Linked DNA regions of Homo sapiens: region 2 is linked to region 1. The links are chromatin loops, found by intact Hi-C in ENCODE. Cell type or tissue: dorsolateral prefrontal cortex. All regions are shown on one strand.

Region 1 (8,000 bases):
TTCTGAAATCAACCCCTCTCCCTGCCTCCATGCCTTTGTAAACATTGTTCCTTCTGTCTGGACTTCCCTTCCTTCATGTCTGTTCTTAGACAAACTTTTCCCAGTGCCTCAGGCAGAAATAGTTACTCTCTGTGCTCTTCTATTCACACCCATAATTCTCATCCACAACTCTCAACCCTGGTCTGTCTGTCACACTATCTAGAAATCATCTCAGCCTCCACCATTAGTCTGGGCAAGAACAAATCTTGTCTGATTCATCTCTGTATCCCCATCTCTTGGGTCTTGGAACACAGTGGCCCTTGCTTTGTTCATGGTAGTATGAACAAAGTAGTATGGATGTATTAATGAATGAGTCATTTTCAGCCTCATATGTCAAATCTGTAAGGACAATCCCATATAGAAATATTCATTTTGGCTTCACATCCCGAGACCTCTTCTGCCTCAGGGCCTTTGCACATGCCCTCTGCCTTTCTTTAGATCTCTGGCTACTGCTCCTTCATTATTCAGTGTAAATGATACATCTGCACAGATACCTCTGATCTCTTCATCTAAGTCAGACTTATTCAGATGAAATAATTATGCAAGAGAGGAAAATAGGAGGTGTCATGAGGGAGTATATGATTAAGTGCCAATGAGGCAAAGAGTAAAAAATAAAATTCATCCAGTAGCTCAAGAAATAGAGAATTTACTGTGAATTAGAAAGCTAGACCAGGCTTCCTATAAGAGAGAGACTATAAGCTGAGTCTTCGAGGTGGAGTAGGAATCAGGTTGATAGAAAGCTAGGTGGGGTGGTCACTGAAGAGCTATGGATAGGGCTGCTGCAGTCATGCAAGAGGCCTTGCGGGCGTTGAAATCCAATGTGTGCAAAGCCTCACCCATCATGGCTTTGGCCATGGGATGGGGGTGCTTTTGCCCATTGGCTTAAAGACTCCCAGGGCTCATGGAGGCCCTGTACTGAGAGGGAAGATGAAGAAAAGGTGAAGCAAGATTTAAGAAGGGGATAATCATCTGCTTCTTCAAGAGGGCAGGGAGCAGACTGGACCAGTTGAAATACAAGCCTCTGAGCAAGGGAGAAAAGAAAGGAAACAAGGCCCACTTGAGCCCGACTGTCAGGTCTTTGAATACCATGGCACCCTTGACTTCTCAGGAAATTCTAAAATGTGTTAGTGGAAAATCCAAACCCACATGAGACTTCTTCAAGAAAAGCTTTAGCTGTGTCTGCTAAGAAGCAAAAGCAGGTTAGATTTCAGGACTAGGATTACTTCCAAAAAATACACAAATGTGAAAATAAAGTTCTCCGGGAGTTCTCTCCTTTTCCTTCCCAGCACTCACCATAGTTTACAGTTGGAGTGTTACTTGTTTGTTTACTTGTTATAGCCTGTCTTGCCAGCCAGAGTCTGGGTGCCAGAATATAAAGGGTGTGTTGTTCTTGCTGACCACAATATCCTAGTGCCTAGTTCAGTGCCTGGCACAGAGTAGGCATTCTGGAACTGTTGAATGAATGAATGAATGAATGAATGAATGAATGAATGAAAAATTAGACTGCCCAGATAGTCAACAATTAAAAAATGGTTAAGTGAATGATAGCAAACGCTGTCAATGACAGCTTCAGCCGCTTAGGAAAATGTTGATGATGTAACATTAAGGGAACTGGTGCAAGCATTGCAATTACAATGCTTAAAAAGTGCTCTGCGTAAACAGGGCCTGGAAGAATATAGAGACAAATGAGAACAGCTGTGGTGCCGGAGACACGAGATCTTGCTTAAAATTTTCCACTCAGTTTTGGCAAACCGTAACAACCTTGTGGCTCTTCATATCCTTGAACCTTGAAATCAATCTCATTTCTAGAGACTGCTGATAAGAGTCGGAAAGACAAAGCTTTAGGTAGTAATCTGTTACTGGTGAGTAACCTCTCTGCGACAGGCACTGTCCTAAGCATTTTGCATACATCATGTCATTTAATCTGTAAACCAGCTCTGGGATGGGTCCCATTGTTAATCACATTTTACAGATGGTGAAGGAAATGGCTACTACTCCGAGAAGAGAAGGCGCTTGCCCAAGTCACAGCTAGTAAAGGCAAAGACAGGATTCAAACTCAGAGTGGTCTGACACCAGCACCAGCTCCCAACACCCACACTTATTCACACACCAAGACTTTGTCCACAAAAATACTCAACATACATTTAAACACCAGCGAGTTTAATCCTCAGCTCTGTGAAAATTATATGCAGGGAAAAACACTGGAGGCAGATATGCCAAAATATTAGTAGTGGTTATTCTGGGTGATGGAATTAAGGGTGACTTATTTTCTTCTTTATTCTTTTCTATAATTTCCACATTTTCTACAATGAGCACGCGTTGCCTTAATAACTGGAAAATCAATGTACTTTTAAATTAAAATTTTACCTTAGTTGTTATTTCTCAATGCTCAGAGTGTTCTTTCTCTAATAGAAGTCTGACCATGTCAGTCCTCTGTTTAAAACCCTCCTGGGGACCCCTGAAGCTATATGGGAAAGAGCTTGTTTTGTTTTTGTTTTTGAGACAGGGTCTCACCCTGTTGCCTAGGCTGGAGTGCAGTGACACGATCTCCACTTACTGCAACCTCTGCCTTCTGGGTTCAAGCGATTCTCATGCTTCAGTCTCCCGAGTAGCTGGGACTACAGGCACTCCCCACCACACGGGTTAATTTTTGTACTTTTAATAGAGACAGGGCTTCGCCATGTTGGCCAGGTTGGTCTCAAACTCCTGACCTCAAATGATCCACCCATCTCGACCTCCCAAAGTGCTAGGATTACAGGCGTGAGACACTGCGATCGGCCGGGAAGGGGCTTGTTTTGACACTGACCTCACCATGTCTTCACCACTCCCATCCCATCCACATCCCAACACCTTGTCTCTTTCCCCCAGATGGACTTGCTGTAAAATGGACTTTTACAGCTGTCAAAGTCAATTGACTTTTTAAATTTTTAAATTGACGTTAACAGCTGTAAAAGTCCATTTTACAGCAAATCCATTTGTGGGGAAAGAGACAGGAGGAACAAATGGTCCAGGAGAGAAGGGTGTGGGGAACTTTTGCCCCAGCTGGTTGTTTCTGCCCTATTAGTATCAGAGGTCGCCACCAGGTGGCGCCCGAGGTCCAGTTTTTAAGAGGGAGAAGGCTGAAGCGCCTCTGAATCGCGAGCTCTGCCCAGCTAAGCTTGCAAACACACACATTTTTGCACCTCTGGGCTTTTGCCACTATTGCTCTCTCTGCTGGGTGCACCCTCCCTCACAGCTCACCTGACCCAATCCGCTCAGTTTATCCTTCAGGCCCAGCTACAAAATCTCCTTTTCTTAGGGTATGGCTGAGCTCCCGGGGGCATCCAGTTCCCGGAAGGCGGCGTGGCCGATCTTAATGAATGAGCAAAAGGCGTCATGTTCAGTTTCAGGTTAACTTTTTCTCTAATAGGTTGTTTCTTTCTTATTGTCAGTAGTAGCCATTGTTCATGGAGCACATCTGTATGTCGAGCCTCGTTGTGTATTTGGGCATTTAACTGAACATTATTTTCCCCACAGCACAGTTTAGCCTGGAGGCTGAGCACGAGTTGAGTTCTGAAGCTGACAGCCTGGGTTCAAGTCTTATCTCTCCCACTTTCTGGCTGATTATACTTAGATAGGTTACCTGGCTCTTCTGTGATTCTTTCCTCACTGTGAAAAGGTGAAAATGATAGTACCTACCTCCCGGTGTTCCTGTTACTTTGAGGATTAAGTTAGCCACCACATGGAAAAGCATTTAGAACAGAAACGGCCGGCATATACCAAACCCTCAAGTAACCTGTTGATCTCTGTTATGCCCCTATGTCCCTCTTGGCTTTATGATTCTCTAGAAAGCAGTGACATCCCCTCCTCTTGGATCTGCTTTTATGACCTCTCCACCCCATGCTAGGCTGCATTTCCCCATCCCCACAGACCAGGAGTTTCTGGAGGACTGGGCTGTGGTTGATTCAGTCCCCTGGGCCCCCAGCACAGGGCCCAGCACAGAGTAAATGGCACTTATGGAATTGGATTATGAATTATTTAGCCTGGGCATTGTTGCCTTAGGTTTTACAGTTCTGTATCTACAGGTATGTCAAGGGATATAGGGGTGAAAGAGGAAATTACCGAAACAAAACAGTTTTGACATTTTTATTGGAGGGTAATATACACACAGAAAACTTCGATGGATTTTCATAAACTGAAAAGACCGAAGAAACCAACACCCAGATCAAAAATCAGAACATCCCCAGCACCCTGGAAGCCCCACCCTAGGGTAATTGCTTTCCTGACTTCTAATAGCATGGATTAGTTTTGTTTAAAATAAGATACATTTTAACTGATTCCAAGTTTTAAGAACCCACGTCATACATTATGTGCTTAGGTGGAGAGGCATAAGGCCAGAGGCTATTTTCAAACACAACAGCAGACAGTGGGACCCACAGTGACCAACAGCCCACTGGGGTGGGGCCCTGCTTCATGGCTTGCAAAATGCCATATGATATCTGTGCACCGAGTACCCCTTTCCACTTCTGCACACCCATGTGTCCATGCTGTGCGTGGAAGTCAAGGAGGGACGTCCCAGAAGAGGGGACAGGGACAAGAGCAGGGCGCCTGGCAGAACCGATCACTCAGGGAAAGGCCCTGACAGGTGAACTAGGGAACGTAAGGGGGTGCTGGGTGTGGGCAGGAGGGGTGTGGTAAAGACATGCAGAGGCTGGCAAGCTCAGGGTCAGAACAAGCCCCTTCACTGCCGGCACAGTGGCTCACACCTATAATCCCAGCACTTTGGGAGGCCGAGACAGGCAGATCACTTGAGGTCAGGAGTTCGAGACCAGCCTGGCCAACATGGCGAAATCCCATCTCTACTAAAAGTACAAAAATTAGCCAGCGTGGTGGTACATGTCTGTAGTCGCAGCTACTCAGTAGACTGAGGCATAAGACTTGCTTGAACCCAGAAGGCAGAGGTTGCAGTAAGTGGAGATCGTGCCACTGCATTCCAGCCTGGGTGACAGAGATCGTGCCACTGCACTCCAGCCTGGTGACAAAAACAAAACAAGCTCCTTCCCATAGCTTCAGGGGTCCCTAGGAGGGTTTTTAGCAGAGGACTGACTGGTCAGATTTCTATTTCAGAAATAAAGCTCTGCACGTTGAGAAATAAAAGTAAGTTAACATTTATTGTCCTAAACCCTTTACGTGGATTATTGAGTTTATGGCTCACAGCAACTAAGGAGGTAGACAGCAGTGGTCTCCCACTTTATAGATCAGGAAGCAGCACAAGGAAAGTAAGTGGGTGCCCAAAGTCACTCAGCTGGAAGTTCTGGAGCTCATATGCCAACCCGGGCCCAGAGCCTGACCCCTAACTTTATTCTACCTTGGAAGAGGGCTTGGGGGCAGAATCGGGGTGAGGAGACCAGTGAGGAGTCTACTGCAGTTAAGCAGCCCAGAGGTGGTGGGGGGCGGCTGTGGGAAGGGGACCGAGATAGGAGGGAACTGGGGCCCTTCCTGCTGCTCAGGCTCATCAGCATTGCCCTTTCCTCAGGCACCAGGAGCTTGGACTGGGCTCCCCTCTCACCAGCCAAATTTCAGAGACTCCCAGTTTCCTCCTCCTCCCTCCTCACTGTCCCCAAAAGACTCATCCTTCCAATGCTTTCACTTTGCCAAGGAAGAAGCTTAGGAGATGGCAGTAAGTCTGGGGTCCCACAGCCCTGGTCTGTACCCTGGGGCTCAACAACTTCATGAAAGGGTCTCTGGAAGCACTGGGGAGCCTGCCCCCTCTAGTTATTATCCTGAGGATGAGTGGAGGTGATCCTGGCTTCCTTCCCCCTGGGCCTCTTCCTCCAGGGCATCCCTGTCCCTGGGAGATTAGCTTGAAGCTGCCATCAGCCTCAAGGATAGCACCCCCTTGTCTTGGGGGGATGAATGGTCACTAGGAGACCTCCAGACTAGCAACACCTCCTGTGGAGCCCCTGCCCTGGGAAGCCTCCTGGAGAAGGCTGATGGAAGACAGAGGTATCTTTGGGCAGCCACACCTGGCACCTGGTGGACAGACATACCTGGAGGGGCAGGCCGGAGGGAGGTGAAGACAGCTTTAGGGAGAAATTGGAGCTGCAGATGGAGGCCTAATCTTGTCTGCTCTGAGAAAGAGCCCTAGGAAAGAAAGGAAGAGAGAGAGGAGTGGCGGGAGGGAAAGATGGAGGAAAGGAAGAAACTTACATTTGCTTAACACTTCCAGTATATTGGGAACTTGATATAAACAAACCTTCACAGCAAGATTATAAGCCTCTGTAGTGTAGAGCAGGAATCAGCAAACTTTTTCTGTAAGGACTATATAATAAATATCTTAGGCTTTGTAGGTTCTGTCACAACCACCCAAGTCTGCCATTATCATGAGAAACCAGCTACAGACACCATGTAAATGAATGAGCTAGCATGGCTGTGTTCCAAACTTTATTTACAAAAACAAGCAGGAGGCTGGGCACGGTGGCTCATGCCTGTAATCCCAGCACTCGGGGAGGCCGAGGTGGGAGGATCTCCTGAGATCAGGAGTTTGAGACCAGACTCACCAACATCGAGAAGCCCCATCTCTACTAAAAATACAAAATTAGCCGGGCATGGTGGCACATGCCTGTAATCCCAGCTACTTGGGAGGCTGAGGCAGGAGAATCACTTGAACTCGGGAGGCGGAGGTTGCGGTGAGCCAAGATCGCGCCATTGCACTGTAGCCTGGGTGACAAAAGCAAAACTCCATCTCAAATAAATAAATAAATAAATAAATAAAAATAAAAATAAGCAGGAAAGATCCTCCACATCATTCACCATCAAGGAAATGCAAATCAAAACCACAGTGAGATAGTGCTTCCCATCCACTAGGATAGTTAGAATCAAAAAGACAGTAAGTGTGAGGATGTAGAGAAACTGCAGCTCTCACACTGCTGGTGGAAATGCAAAATGGTGCTTTGTTAACAGTCTGGCAGTGCCTCAAATGGTTAAGCATACAGTTACCATACGACCCAGTGACTTCATTCCCAGGTGGAATGAAAACCCAAGAAAAGTGAAAACGTGTCCACACAAAAACGTGTACACAGATGTGCATAGCAGCACTATTTATAATAGCCCAAAAGTGGAAACAATCCAAATGTCATCAAGTGATAAATGGATAAATAAAAGGTGGTACATCCATTCAATAATATATTATTTAGCAATAAGAAGGAATGAAGTAGGCCGGGTGCAGTGGCTCACGTCTTTAATCCCAGCACTCTGGGAGGCCGAGTCAGGTGGATCACCTGAGGTCAGGAGTTCCAGACCAGCCTGGCCAACATGGTGAAACCCCATCTCTACCAAAAATAGAAAAATTAGCTGGGCATGGTGGTGCGCACCTATAGTCCCAGCTACTCCAGAAGGTGAGGCCGGAGAATCACTTGAACCCAGGGGTCAGAGGTTGCAGTGAGCCGAGATCACACCACTGCACTCCAGCTTGGACAAGAGAGCGAGACTCTGTCTCAAAAAAATAAAAATAAAAAGGAATGAAATAATAGATAATGTAAGAAATTTATCAGTATATAATGATACTAATTTCCAAATTGAACAGGTTTATTGTGTATCCAGCCCAGTGAATAGAATAGGCACATACCAAGCCATATCATGTTAAATTCTGATAGACTGAGAAGGATAAAATCCTAAATATATCCAGAGAAAGAAAGTAGGAGGGACAGTGAAAACACAAGGAATGGGAAACAGAATGACATGAGATTTCTCAACAACACAGAATCTAGAAGATAGTAGAGCAGTGCCTTCAAAATTATAAGTCAAAGTGATGGAGAATTCTATACCCAACCAAACTATCAAGTATGAAGCTAGAATAATATTTTCAGACATTCTAGGCCTCAAAAATTTATATTCCAAGTACACTTTTGAGGAACAACTGAGAATGTGCTCTCCCAAAATGAGGGAGTAAAACAAGAAAGAGGAAGACTTGGGATTCGGAA
Region 2 (8,000 bases), 250 kb after region 1:
CACTCCCCGCGTCCAGTTTCCTGCTCCGCTAAAAACCCAACCCTGTGCTACGGTTCCTCAGCCTCCTGACAAGAGAAGGTGCACAGTGAAACCCAGGATTTCGGAGGAAAGTTTCACCAGCTAAGAAACCTACCACTGTAGCTTGAGCCACGCCCCACAACTCTGGCCTAAAACACCCTCTTCTGAGCGGAACGTTGTTTGCAGGCACCTTTATGGATGGGAAACAGAGACCCGGAAGAGGAAAAACTTGCTTAAGGCCATCAATAACAAAAACCCTATTGTGCAAAATTTTTACAAACCGGGGGCTTTCTCCCGTGCTTAGAGGCATTGCCACTTTCATGGTGGTTGTTGATTGAAAAACTGATGGAATGATCACTTACTGGGTGAACCGGCGTCACACCTGATACTGAATCCTCACGTCCCTTTTGGAGGTGGACATGAGTAAACTGAGGCCCAGAGATATAAAGTGTCTTGCCCCAGCTGGTTGAGGAATGGGACTCGGCCCTGCTCTGTTTTGGGAGATGTTACTCCTGACAATGCTGGCACCATAATCTTGGGCGGGGACATATTTGCATAAGGGTTAAGATCTAATCAAGTCAGGAAAAAGTAAGGAGTTAGCAACCCCACCCATTGCAGCCCAGCCCAGCCCATAGCATTGAGCTTTGCCCTCTTGGCCTAGATTGTCCTCTTGCCTCTTTGGTGGGAAAAGGTAGGAAAGGAAAAGGTTGAATCTTCACAGTTCCCACAGGGGCCCAGAGAGGTTAAGTGAGTGGCACCAGGTCACACAGCAAAATGGCTGTGAAGCAGAGCCTCCACTCACACACAGCCAGACCTCTCTTTTTGGGGAGAACCCTTTTCCTGCGTCCTGAAATTTTGGGGACCTGTCCTGAGGTGTCTTCACCCACTAGGCCAGGAGATTCTGATTATGGAGAAACGGCCTCCCCTCCACCCCTATCCCTGCCCGGCCGGGGAACCCTACACCCTGGGGTAATTGAGATCAGATGCAGCTGTGACCCACAGAATGCTCCCTAGGAACCTGGAAGCATTTATTGTCTGGAAGAGAATCCAGGGTTATCCTCCCTCCCTTGCTGTCCCCTCCCCAGGCGGCCTGGCCGAAGGTGGATCGGGCCTGAGGAGCCTCTGGTGCTGCCCCGGGTTAGAGCAGAGGCCTTGATGAATACGACTGCTGAAAGCGTCTTCCTGGCTTCCTCCTTCCTGGGGATATGGTTACAGGGGGCCAGACTTCCTGCCCAGCCTGCCTTCGCCTTCGCCTTTTTAGCAAAGTGTGGTTCTGCAGGCTCTCCTCCTGCAGGCAGCTCCGCACGCCCACCCCCATGCTTTGCAGCTGGGGCACCAGCTGGCCCCATTTCATTCAGAGCCCAGCTCAAATGTCACCTCCTCAGGGAGACCCTCCCTGGCCACCCTATATGAACCAGCCCACCTACCAGCAGTCCTTCCCTCTCACCCTGTTTAATTCTCTTCATATCACTTATCTTTAGTTGGGTGGTTCATTTATTTTCTTTCAATAATGTTTATTTCCTCTCCCCACCGCAAGAATGTGAACCCTGGGAGGAAGGGGACTTTGTCCTGCTCACTGCTGTATCATGAAGCCTGGAACTGTGCTTGGCACATAGTAGGTGCTCAGTAAATACTGGCTGAAAGAACAAGGCAAGGACTGAGCAACTGCTGTTGACCTCTGAACTTGGAAGTTGGCCTTGAATCACATTGCTCTGAGGTGAGGTTTGCAGTTTCGGATCTCCACCCTTTGGCTTGTCCTGATTGCACATCTCTGGTATAAATCCCCACTATCTTTTTTTTTTAAACAGAGTCTCACTTTGTCACCCAGGCTGGAGTGCTGTGGTATGATCTCGGCTCACTGCAACCTCTGCCTCCCAGGTTCAAGTGATTCTCCTGCCTCAGCCTCCCGAGTGTGGGATTATGGGTGCCTGCCACTACACCTGGCCCCTGGTCTCCAATTTCTTGTGTCTGGATTTTGGTTCTCTCTCCTCACTCAACAAGCCCATTTTACATGGTAGTGCTATGAAGTCGGGCAGGGTGCCTGCTGGCCAATACCATACCTTTGTCTGACTTGAGAAAAGGTGCTCCCTAATGGGAGGATGCAGTCCTGCTGGTCCCCAGCTTGACCAACAGAAAGTGAACTTACATGAAGAAAACGGACCATCTTTTTTGGCTGACACAGCCCCACACTTGGGCATAGGTTGGCTGATTTCAGACCTCTTGTGTAGTGCACAGACTCCACAGGTGTGTGACTTGTGCTTGGTTTAATCTTCTACTGCCATTGTCTTGAACATTTTAATATTTGAACAAGGGGCTGCATATTTTTATTTTTCAAAGGGCCCCTCAAATTACGTAGCTAGTCCTGATTCTACACACAGTCCTGATTAGGTGTTAGCTGCCCCCATTATACAGAGGGGGGAAGCTGAAGCCCAGAAAAGGTGACCACTAACGTGGCTCAGTGAAGCCTGGTGGGGCAGAGGCTGGTCTGCCAGCTCCTAGCTGGGTGAGGCTGGGCACACTCTGTTATGGGGGAAACAGGCATGGTCCCCTCCCCTGACCCCCGCAGGTGCTCAGGATCAGAGAGAAGAGAGATGCTGTTCACTTGTTTGCATTGCCCGGACACAGCAGGTGCTTGGTACTTGTGGGGGACTGAGGTGCCAGGGCAGTGTGGTAGAGGGAGTGACGCTTTCCATTAGGGGCTTTGGAGAGGGCTCCCTGGAGGAGGTGTCAAGGGATCTGACATTGAAGGATGAGGAGGGTTTGAATCAAGAGAGGAGGGGAAGGATATTCCCAAGAGAAGGTCCAGGATGGGCAAAGATCGCTCAGTCTGGATAGGAGAATGAGGATGGCACTGGAGAGGTAGGGGCCTCAACGTCAGGGTGAAGATTTTATCTTCTGTGTGGGCTTGGGAGAGTCCCCAGCTTCTACTCCAACCACAGCAGATCAGTGTAAACATGTTTTCTGTTTTATACATGGGATGGAGGTGCAGGGAGTGAGAGGGTCTTTGGATTTTGCTTGTAAAAAAAGAAGTTGCCTCTAAAAATATGGTTAAAAGCCACAGCTGTCGGGGATGGAAAACAGAGAAGGAATTAATACTCCGTCTGGCAGCTCTGGCCTTCTTTCCTTAAGGAGGGTTTGCCCTCTTTAAGGAAAACCCATAGCCTCAGAGAGGGGCAGGTGTCTGCTCTGGGTCCCTGGTGTATCTAGAACCCAGGACTCCTGACTACTAGATTGGTGCTTTTTTGACTTCATAGCTGCAGGAACTCATCTCCACAGGCCTGTGGTCCAGTTTCCGTGGTCTCGTGGCAAAGCTGCATCTCCAGCAGCAATAGATGCTTCCTTCTCCCTCCTCTGGCCGGCCTGCCAGGCCAGCCCTGGAAAAAGGCGGCCTATGCTGCCACCTGGTGGCCACTCACAGGCAGGGGAGGGTGCCACTTCTCTGCTGGGAGCTAGCTGCATTGTCCTGGTAACTGATGGTCTAGACACGGGATCCTGTGCCTGGGTGGGGGTTGCCCTGTTCTGGGGCATTGACCCCTTTGGGAATCTGGGACTATTAATGGTGGTATGGCCCACCTCAAATCTGTTCTTCCTTCTGTCTTTCCCAGTCTAAGGGACTTAATACCCTAATTGTCTAATCTGGAAGCCTGGGTTTTACCCTTGACTCTTCCCCCTCTCTTTTCCCCTAAATCCGGTCTGTCCCGAAGTCCTGTCAAGCCTACCTTTTAGGCACATATGGCATGTGTCCCATGCTCTCTATTCTCAAGACCACGACTCGGGTCCAGCCGCGTCATTGTCCTCACCTGGTCTTCTCCCCACTCAGGCCTGTCTGCAATCCACTCCCCAGTCTACATCCAGAGGGACTTTGTTAAAATGCATGAATACTTATATTCTCCCTGCTTGAAACCATCAATGGCTCCCTATTACCCCCAGGACAAAACTTAGCCTTTTTGCCAGGCTGCCTCTTAGAATTGCCACCCTCTTAGAAATAGTCTCTTACAAACCCTCTAGCTCTGCTTCCCACAAGCCCCCTCTTTCCCCCACTAGCTGGGCAGCATAGCACAGTGGTTACAGGAGTAGATGCTAGTGCCTGGGTATCTGCTTTTTTTTTTTTTTTTTTTTTTTTTTTGCAATGGAGTCTCACTCTGTCGCCCAGGCTGGAGTGCAGTGGCGCAATCTCAGCTCACTGCAAGCTCCGCCTCCTGGGTTCACGCCATTCTCCTGCCTCAGCCTCCCCAGTAGCTGGGACTACAAGCGCCTGCCACCACGCCTGGCTAATTTTTTGTATTTTTTTTTTTTTTTAGTAGAGATGGGGTTTCACCCTGTTAGCCAGGATGGTCTCAATCTCCTGACCTCATGATCCTCCCGCCTTGGCCTCCCAAAGTGCTGGGATTACAGGCGTGAGCCATCAAGCCCTGCTGGTATCTGCTTTTAAATTTCGCTTTTGTCATTTGATAACTGTGTGACCTCAGTCAGGTTCCTTATCTCATTTTCCCAATCTCCAAAATGGGATTGATGATAATAGTGCCTAAGAGGCACTATTAACTGAAATATCACATAAGAAATTGTGCTAAGTTGGGCCAACTACAAGGTTAGAGGGCAGAGACTCCACACAAGACCACTTTCATTTCTTTCTTTCTTTCTTTTTTTTTTTTTTGAGATGGAGTCTGGCTCTGTTGCCCAGGCTGGAGTGCAGTGGTGTGATCTCGGCTCACTGCAACCACCACCTCCAAGGTGTGAGTGATTCTTCTGCCTCAGCCTCCCAAGTAGCTGGGACTACAGGTGCGTGCCACCAAGCCTGGCTTTTTTTTTTTTTTTTTTTTTGTATTTTTAGTAGAGACAGGGTTTCACCGTGTTAGCCAGGATGGTCTCGATCTCCTGACCTTGTGATCCGCCCGCCTCGGCCTCCCAAAGTGCTTGGATTACAGGCGTGAGCCACTGTGCCCGGCCCACCTTCATTTCTTAAAAATTTTTTTTAATTAAAAAATTAAAAAATAATTTTTTGTGTTAATTTTTTTCCCCCAGAGATGAAGTCTCACTATGTTGCCCAAGCTGGTCTCGAGCTCCTGAGCTCAAGTGATCTGCCCACCTTGGACTCCCAAAATGCTGGGATTACAGGTGTGCGCTACTGTGCCTGGACAAAAAATTTTAAAGTTTTAAAATTTATTCATTTATTTGTTTATTATTATTTTTGAAACAGAGTCTCAGTCTATCACCCAGGCTCGAGTGCAATGGTATGATTATGGCTCACTGCAGTCTTGACCTCCTGGACTCACGTGATCCTCCCACCTCAGCCTCCTGAATAGCTGGGACTACAGGCATGCACTACCATGCCAGGCTGATTTTTTATTTTTTGTAGAGACACAGTACCATTATGTTGCTCAGGCTGGTCTCGAACTCCTGGCCTCAAGTGATCCACCCATCTCAGCCTCCCAAAGTGCTGGGATTACAGGCATGAGCCACGATGCCTGTCCACCATCACTTCTGATACCAGCTACAAGTTCAAGAGGTTCCCCAAACCACCCTCAGATTCCGTAATTTGCTAGAAAGACTCACAAGACTCACTGAAAGCCGTTATACTCATGGTTATAGTTTATTACAGGGAAAGAATACAGATTAAGATCAGCCAAAGGGAGAGATGTATAGGGCAGAGCCCAGGGGGGTTTCTTTCAAACATGAAGTAAAGCTTCCATTGTCCTTCCCATGGAATCAGAATGTGTCACTCTCCTAGAATCAATGTGACAATATCTGTGGAGTATTGCCAACTGAGGAAGTGCATCTGAGCTCAGTGTTCAGAGTTTTTATTGGGGCTCTATTTTCTTTTCTCTAATTTACTTTATTGTAAGAATATAGCATATAATATATATAACATATAAAATATGTGTTAATCATCTGTTATGTTATTGGTAAGGCTTCTGGACAACGGTAGGCTATCAATGGTTAGGTTTTTGGGGAGTCAAAAGTTATATGTGAATTTTTGACTGCATGGGGGTCAGTTTCCCTAATCCCTGCATTATTTTTATTTTTTTGAGACAGAGTCTAGTTCTGTTGCCAGGCTGGGGTGCAGTGGCATGATCTAGGCTCCTTGCAACCTCTGCCTCCTGGGTTCAAGTGATTCTCCTGCCTCAGCCTCCTGAGTAGCTGGAATTACAGGTGCCTGCCACGATGCCCAGATAATTTTTGTATTTTTAGTAGAGACAGGGTTTCACCATGTTGGCCAGGCTGGTCTCGAACTCCTGACCTCAAGTGATCCACCTGTCTTAGCCTCCCAAAGTGCTGGGATTACAGGCATGAGCCACCGTGCCTCGCCACCCCTGCATTGTTTAAGGGTCAACTGTACTAGCTGTTATCCACTTGAGATGCAATCTACTTCTCACAGTTCCTCTAAAGGGGAACTCTCTGTCTCTGGGCCTTTGCACCTACTGTCTTCTCTGCTACGAACACCTTTTCTCTGGGAAGACCCTGGGGACTGAGTTAGGTGCCCTGCATGTACCTCACCTGCCTCCTCTTCTCCTCTTTCCCAGGACTTATCCCATGGTCATTGCCTGGTCAGTGGTCAATGTCTGTGTCCCCCATCACAGTGTGGGTACCTTGTGGGCACAGAAGCTTCTGTCTTATTCTTCCCTGTTCCAGGTGCTCGGCACAAAGTAAGCACTAAGGAACTGGTTATTTTATTATTTTTATTTTTGAGACAGAGTCTCCCTCTGTTGCCCAGGCTGGAGTGCAGTGGCGCAATCTCAGCTCACTGCAACATCTGCCTCTCGGGTTCAAGTGATTCTCCTGCCTCAGCCTCCTGAGTAGCTGGGATTACAGGTGCATGACACAATGCACAGTTAATTTTTGTATTTTTGGTAGAGACGGGGTTTCACCATGTTGGCCAGGCTGGTTTCGAACTCCTGACCTCAGGTGATCCACTCACCTCAGCATCCCAAAATGTTGGGATTACAGGCGTGAGCCACTGCGCTCAGCCAGGAACTGGTTATTAAGTTAAACTTTGAACTCTGTGCTATAGGACAGAACTTAAAAACTAGATTAGACTCAGAAAGGATTTGAAAATAAATGATACAAATCTGGTGAAAAGCCATGGTCAGAAGAGGGACATTTCCTCTACTTCATAATGACATTAACCATTTAAATGCCAGGTTCTGTGCCAGGTGCTTATCCATGCTATCTCTTTTCTCCTTTAAAGCCCATGCATACAATTATCTCCATGTTAGTGATGAGGGCTTGGCCATTTAGGGAGGCAAGGTGATTTGCTCAAAGTCACACAGCTAGTAAGGGCCGAGGCGGAACTCATGCCTCTTGGAGGAGCTTGCCTCCGAGAGCTTGTAGCCTCTGGAAACAGTGATGTTGGCAGGGAGGGTGATTGCTGCTTGCCTGACTCTGAGGGCCCACTGGGCAGAGAAAATGACCTGTGTTGTGGGCCCTGAGCAGCAGCAGGGCCAGCAGGAGGCTGGGGAGGTGGATTTCAGTTTCTTGTGTCCAAGAACGCAGGCTGCCTGACGGGGTGGCAGCAAATGAACTCTTGCCTTGCACATTTGCTGCCCATGTGCCTCAAGGTCCAGGCCTGGGCTGAGATCCCTCCTCTCTGTCTATCCCCAGTGCTGCTGGGGGTGGGGAGAGGGTTCTGGGGAAAGAGGAAGGAAGAGCCAGTCCAGCCAGAGGTCTGCAGAGGAGCCAAAGGAAGAGGGAAGGAAGAGGAAGGAGGGAGGGCTCGGAGTGAGGGCTCAGAGTGAGGGTTCTGAGATTCCCAGCTCCCTCCAGTGCCTGAGTTCGTGGGTTCTGAGAAACAAGACGCTCTCTGGGTTGGGGGTGGGCTGCCTGAATTTGACCTTTTGGGCAGATGGGGCAGAAATCAGGGCCTCAAACAAACTCCATCTTGAGAGCCAACTGGGGAAGGACCTTGGCCTGGGGGCCAGGAGCCCTGGATTCCAGCTCCTTCTCTGTTTCGTGTTCTTGGGCAAACTCTTTCAGCTGTAGGCCTC

Evidence for each region. Hi-C counts contacts between places; a loop is a spot of excess contacts. Peaks named below come from ENCODE experiments on the same cell type or tissue, not always from the same donor. Only the 100,000 strongest peaks of a DNase experiment are listed, where the experiment ranks them.
Region 2: a loop joins it to region 1, with 9 times the contacts of the local background. A loop is called at or near these places in 68 of 110 quality-filtered maps.

Annotation. Positions count from the first base shown.
Region 1 is chr9:122,096,347-122,104,346 of GRCh38, forward strand. No RefSeq gene overlaps it. Among named protein-coding and RNA genes, the nearest start is that of TTLL11, 7.0 kb to the left of the region's middle. In dorsolateral prefrontal cortex, CTCF peaks have their summits at 3,122 (motif pointing right) and 3,333; a DNase peak (open chromatin) is centred at 3,145; H3K4me3 peaks cover 379 bases; H3K27ac peaks cover 1,811 bases.
Region 2 is chr9:122,347,338-122,355,337 of GRCh38, forward strand. No RefSeq gene overlaps it. Among named protein-coding and RNA genes, the nearest start is that of PTGS1, 20 kb to the right of the region's middle. RefSeq lists a silencer at 3,265-3,471. In dorsolateral prefrontal cortex, CTCF peaks have their summits at 3,423 (motif pointing left) and 3,628; DNase peaks (open chromatin) are centred at 3,424 and 7,619; H3K4me3 peaks cover 495 bases; H3K27ac peaks cover 126 bases.